Regions from separate parts of the Homo sapiens genome. Here region 2 is linked to region 1. The links are chromatin loops, found by intact Hi-C in ENCODE. Cell type or tissue: lower leg skin. All regions are shown on one strand. Each heading gives the region's core, and the rest is flanking DNA. Links, peaks and the distances in the headings are about the cores only. Region 1 overlaps LOC124903956 (a long non-coding RNA gene). Region 2 overlaps LGALS9 (galectin 9).

The links. Peaks named below come from ENCODE experiments on the same cell type or tissue, not always from the same donor. Only the 100,000 strongest peaks of a DNase experiment are listed, where the experiment ranks them.
Region 2: a loop joins it to region 1, with 7 times the contacts of the local background. A loop is called at or near these places in 51 of 110 quality-filtered maps.

Annotation. Positions count from the first base shown.
Region 1 is chr17:27,235,566-27,238,370 of GRCh38, forward strand. It overlaps LOC124903956 (a long non-coding RNA gene), which reads right to left. Exons shown (of 2, transcript XR_007065676.1): 2 at 2,294-2,805. Among named protein-coding and RNA genes, the nearest start is that of MIR4522, 57 kb to the right of the region's middle. In lower leg skin, for the core only: a CTCF peak has its summit at 1,323 (motif pointing right); a DNase peak (open chromatin) is centred at 1,316.
Region 2 is chr17:27,643,292-27,646,096 of GRCh38, forward strand. It overlaps LGALS9 (galectin 9), which reads left to right. Exons shown (of 11, transcript NM_009587.3): 5 at 234-329; 6 at 2,023-2,058; 7 at 2,570-2,620. Among named protein-coding and RNA genes, the nearest start is that of LGALS9, 14 kb to the left of the region's middle. RefSeq lists an enhancer at 1-480. In lower leg skin, for the core only: no CTCF peak of the experiment used is centred there; a DNase peak (open chromatin) is centred at 1,494.

The DNA of each region.
Region 1 (2,805 bases), core at 156-2,655:
AGGATCACTTGAGATCAGGAGTTCAAGATCAGCTTGAGCAACATAGCAATATTCTGTCTCTACAAGAAATTAAAAGAAAAAAATTAGCTAGACATGGTGGCATGTGCCTATATATAGTTCCAGCTACCCAGGAGGCTGAGGTGGGAGGATCACTTCGAGGCTGGAGTAAGCTGTTATTGCACCACTGCACTCCAGCTTGGGCAATAGAATGAGACCCAGTATCCAAAAAAAGAAAAAAAATCTGGTGTATATTTAATTCCATGAAGAAATCAAACATTATCCCTCCCTTTGGCCTGTAGCACCAGGTACTTTGCTTAGGATTTTCACACACACAATCTCATGTATTCTCAAACAACTTTCTGGAAAAGTATCATTTATGATTCCTGTTTTATTGGTGAGGACACTGAAGCTCAGAGAGATTAAGTCATTTACCTAAGCTCACATAGATAGTAAGCAGCCACTAACTGCATGGCTGCAAAGCTTATGTTCTTTCAAATATAATACTCTACTCCTTTCGTTAACACTATGCATTTGGAGATATTAAAGTGTAGAATAATTTGACTACATAGTTCAGTGGTCTTTCAGCTTTCTCTTCTAGATACAGCCTCAATAGGGAGACCCAAAACTCCCAGCTGAAGAAGCATCAGAGACCTCTGGGTGCCTCCCTTGGGTTCCATGTGTCTCTGCAGGAACACTGGTAGAGTTAGTTCTTGAAAGGAACAGTCCTCTTAACCCTGGGGAGTCTTATTTCCTATGGCCAGTTGAAGTTTCCTCTAGGAAGGCAAGCTCATTTTAACAAACTACAATCAGGAATAAATATTTACAACTAAAAAAAAGGGTTTTGTGAAAATGAATTCTCCGACTCTCTTCTTTGTTACTCTACAGACATCATCAGTCACTGAAGATAATGACGGAGTTATGGGATTAGGGGATATGGGATACGGGATATAAAGGTAACTATGACCTTGCTCAAATAATTCTAATTTTGACTCTTGGTTACCACTTTGTCCTTGTCAGCTGTTCTTATTTCTAAAAATGATGGTACTCTAAAGATAATCCAAAGAGTATTTATTCATTCCAATGAAGTTAATCAACATTTGCATATGTGGTTTACTGGGCAATAAATCATTTCTAGGTACTGGTCCTGAATATGCCACTTCATAAGTAACTGTGTACTCTTGGGTAGGTCACATAAGCCCATTGAATCTTATTTTCTTCATCTCTGAAATGAGAGATTTAGATGAGGCATTCTGTAAACTTTAAGATTCTTATTTTGCTGGTTACTTTCAAGGACCTGGGAGCTATGCAATCCCAAATGTGTCCAGCAGAGGTCAGGAGATGTCACTAAAAGCTCTGAGGGCTACTTTAATCCCAGTTAGCTTTGTAAATAGTTTTATGATAGTCCCTACTCTCTGTGTTACTTACCTGATTTTTTTAAGGTTGGGCAGGCATTTTTCTTGAAAAATTAAAGTAGGGATGCATTGTGTGCTTTAGGCCTCTTTCTCAAATGTAAACCATTTCTCCCCTGGCCAATGCCTAGTGAGCAAAGGTAAATTGCCCAACAGAAGGTGATACGTGGGAACAGTTTAACCTTTGGTAAATGTAAGCAAGTATGGATGCTATGGCAAATTCCATTTCGTCAAAACTTTCTCTTTATGACAAAGGATTTCTAAGCTCTAGCTAGTGATCTAATATTTTGAAAAAATTCATGATCACACCACTGCACCAGCCTGCGTGACAGAGTGAGACTCTGTCTCAAAAAAAAGAAAAGAAACATATTTATCCAGCAAAATTATCGTCATAATATGGGTTTCAATCAATATTTCTCTTTTTCTCTCTCTTCTGGGTTTCATCAGAAAAATTATCTTGGAAATATACCATTGCAGAGATAGAGACTCTTAATAAATATTTAAATATTATAAGCATTGGTTTATTTAGGCAGAAACAGGAGGACTGATTTAAATGTGGGTTGAATCCAAAGAATTGGGAATCACAGGAAGACCCTGCAGCAAGGTCAAGCCCGTCACAAAGAGCTGTTTAAAGAAAATGTAGTAGAGACAGTCTGGAAGTTAAAGTTGACTCTGGGTAAGACCCCCATTTAAACCTTGGTCAAGTTATTTGGTAAAGTTTCTTAACTTTCCTGGAGATAAACTCCCCCATTTCCTTATCTATATAGTGAAGACAGTGGTAAAACCTCATAAGATTTGTGTGGGGATTAAATGAGCTAATACACATATATAAAGAGTTTAGGAAAACACTCGCCACACATTAAATGAGCAATAAGTGAGAGCTATTGCTGTCATACATTTTATTAGAGAGGAGTGTTTTTAGAAAAAGCAAATGGGGAACAAAATCACTATGTCTTTTTCTAAATCTCTTTCATGACTATCTCAGACTAGGTTTGATGATTCTGTAGTGTGTTTCAGCCACTGGAGCTGAGAGACCCCGGCCCGGCCACCTGGCCATGCAGACTTGACTGGCACCATCATTCCCAGCTCACAGCAGCAGCAGAGGCAGCTGGATGCCCATTCCTGCCAGCCAATCCTTATCCGACTGCCGGCCCGTCAGCCAGAGTCAGAGGCTGCCTTCCCCATGGAGCAGGGACTGTCGGTGGCCTTCCCCCTCTCTCAGCCCCACGTGGAGCCTAGGCTGGTGCTGAGTTGCCTGCTCCCTGCTTGGAGGTCAACTTCCATCCAGTGCTTCATCTTTGGCCTCTGAGGCTTTTCTGTTTTTCAGCACTCAGGCCAGGTGAGGGTGGCTCATGCCTGTAATTTCAGCACTTTGGGAGGCTGAGGCTGGTGGATC
Region 2 (2,805 bases), core at 105-2,604, 410 kb after region 1:
CTGACTCTCTCCCCTGCGGGTGGTAGGGGAGGGAAGAGCTGGAGGGAGACCGCACCCCTGCACTGCTCACCAGAGCCTGGCTCTTTCCCATCCCATCTTGGCAGGGCCCTAACCCCCTTGCCTCATCGCCCTGCCTGCCTGGTCTCTCCCTCTTGCCCCTGCCTCTGCCTTTCGGCTTCTCCTTGGCTCTATTAATGCTTCTCCTCACTGCCCGGTGCCTTTTGTTTTAACAGAACCCCCGCACAGTCCCTGTTCAGCCTGCCTTCTCCACGGTGCCGTTCTCCCAGCCTGTCTGTTTCCCACCCAGGCCCAGGGGGCGCAGACAAAAAGTGAGTTCAACACAGAGGCCCTGGGTGGCCGAGCAGACAGTAGGAAGGACCGAGGGTCTGAGAGGCTGGCCCCAGCCAGCAGGCCACTCAGGGCCTACAGGCCGCATCTTGCCCACCCAAGAGTTCCCTGTCTCTGTCCGCTGGGCACCCAGAGCTGGGGACCTGGGGGTCACCCTGGATTCTTCACTCCCTCTTCTTTACGTCTCTCCAAGGCACGAACGTGTCTCCCTCCTGAAGCCACCGATGTGGTCCAGGCCTCTGGGATTCCTCACCATGACGACAGGGGTCCAGTTCCCCACCCCCTACACCCAACCACTGCCACAGTGACCTTCTTATAAGCAAATGTGATCACACCCTCTCCCTGCTTAAAAATCTTCACAGCCCCCAGCCCTTCAAATAAAGCCCAAATTCTCCAGCAGGGTATATGAATTCCTCCCCAGTCTGCCCCAATCCACGTCCCTGCCTCACCCCCAACCCACGAAGCTCACGCAGCCTCTGCAGCTCACTCAAGGCCCTCTTGGGCCACCATGCTTTTGCATATGCTGTCCCTGGTCCCGGAAGCACCCTCTGCCAGCCTGCCTCGAGCACATGCCTAATTGCCCTTCCATGCTCTGCCTAAGTGCCGCTCCTCTGGGAGTCCTCCCCGCCTGGAATATTGTTGGACGCTCCCCTGGTGTCCCCACAGAGTCTGTATGTATCTGTGCCATGCCAGTTCACAGCACCCCATTGTAACTGTATTTGCGTGTCTGTCCCCGTTACTCCACCCCCATGTCCCTATGCCCATGAGGCCCCAGAGGGCCAGGACTGTGGCTTGTTCATTTGCACTGTGCCTGGCACTCAGTAGGGACTCAGTGAATGAATGTGGAATGTGGTTCACACAGCCAGGGAGAATGGGATACCAGCCAGGGCAAGAACAGTCTACTGGGTGGGGCAGGATCCAGGACAAGGAGGTGAGCAGCCCTTCCTCCGGCCACTCAAGTAGTGGGGACTGGGAGGAGGGGCGCTTTGTCTACGCAGTCTTCTTATGGCTCATCACCGTACAGACAGGGCACCTGCCTCCTGCCACGCTGACTTCAGGACTGGTCGAGCCCCAGGGAACATTTGCAGGGCAGCCCAACTTTGGCCCTGGCCCTGGCGCTGGCCCTGGCTCTGGGGAGGATAGAAAGTGTGCTGGATACAGTCAGACAGAACTGGCTGCCACTTTGGATTTGATCCCTTCCACCTTGGCAAGCTTGGGCAAGTTGCTTAATCTTTCTGAGCCTCGTTGCCTCACTAGGGACACAGGAGCTGAGGCTGCTTCCCTTGTTGGAAAGCACTGAAGCCCAGGAATCGACCCACAATAGGCCTTCAACAAATACCACTTCTCACCTTATGGGTGAAATATGGCACTGGAAGTAATGCTCTTCGCTGTGGGAGCTACAGAAAGCAATGAGGTCTCTATCAAACCCAGTCTCCTCTCTCTCGAGAGGAACCAGTGGGGATACCCTACCCCCCAACCCCAAAGCCCTGTACACCTGGGGGTAAAAATCTGGGTGCCACGGGCTCAGGAAGGCTTGCTTGGGAGCAAGAGGGAGGTGGGTGTGTCCGGGGAGGCATTTCTGAGCACAAGAGCCTCCCTGGAGTTTTGCCACCATCTCCTCCCATTCTGTGGTGCCCGCGATAACCACCATTCTGACTCTCCTCACCCCTCCAGCCTCCCGGCGTGTGGCCTGCCAACCCGGCTCCCATTGTAAGTCTCTTGCTTTCTTTTTGGATCGTCCTCATTTTGGCTTTTCTGGGCTCATGGAGGAGGCAGGGCCAGGCATTGGGCCTCTCCCATTGGGAGTGGGGAGGGCACAGACCAGACCCTTGACCATCTGCCCGGCCTGGTGAGGTTGGGGGTTGGATGTGGGGGTTGGATGAAACAACCTGAGTTGCCACCCCGTGGGCAGCCACGGAAGACCATGCCCCACATTCACTTCTGTCACCTGCAAAGGGAGGCTAGGCTGAGAGACGTTTCCCCGAGAGGAAAGATGGGCCAGAGCCACCAGCGTCCCCATCTGTCTTCTCCAGGGTTCTAACCTTTGCCCCTCGCTCATCCCCTTGAGAGAAGAGACACCTGGGCCCACCCTCTGTGGGGTCTGTGGGGCCATTGGGCTTGTTACGCCCCCTGGAGGGTGCCTGCCGTGTGGCGCCCTCTGGTGGGAGCTGGTGGTTTTCACACGTGAGAGCCTGGGTGAGACCTGGTTTCTTTCTTCCAGACCCAGACAGTCATCCACACAGTGCAGAGCGCCCCTGGACAGATGTTCTCTGTAAGTCTACAAGTTCTGGTCAGTTCACAGCTGCACAGTGTCCTCCTTCACCAAAAACTAAACTCCCTAGAGCCCTAGAGTCGGGAAGAAAGCGGTTTAGCAAGGAGGATGGGGACACTAGGGGCTGAGTGCTTGGCTCAGGTGACATGTGGCTAAAGCTGTCCTTGGGACAGCAGAGATTCTGG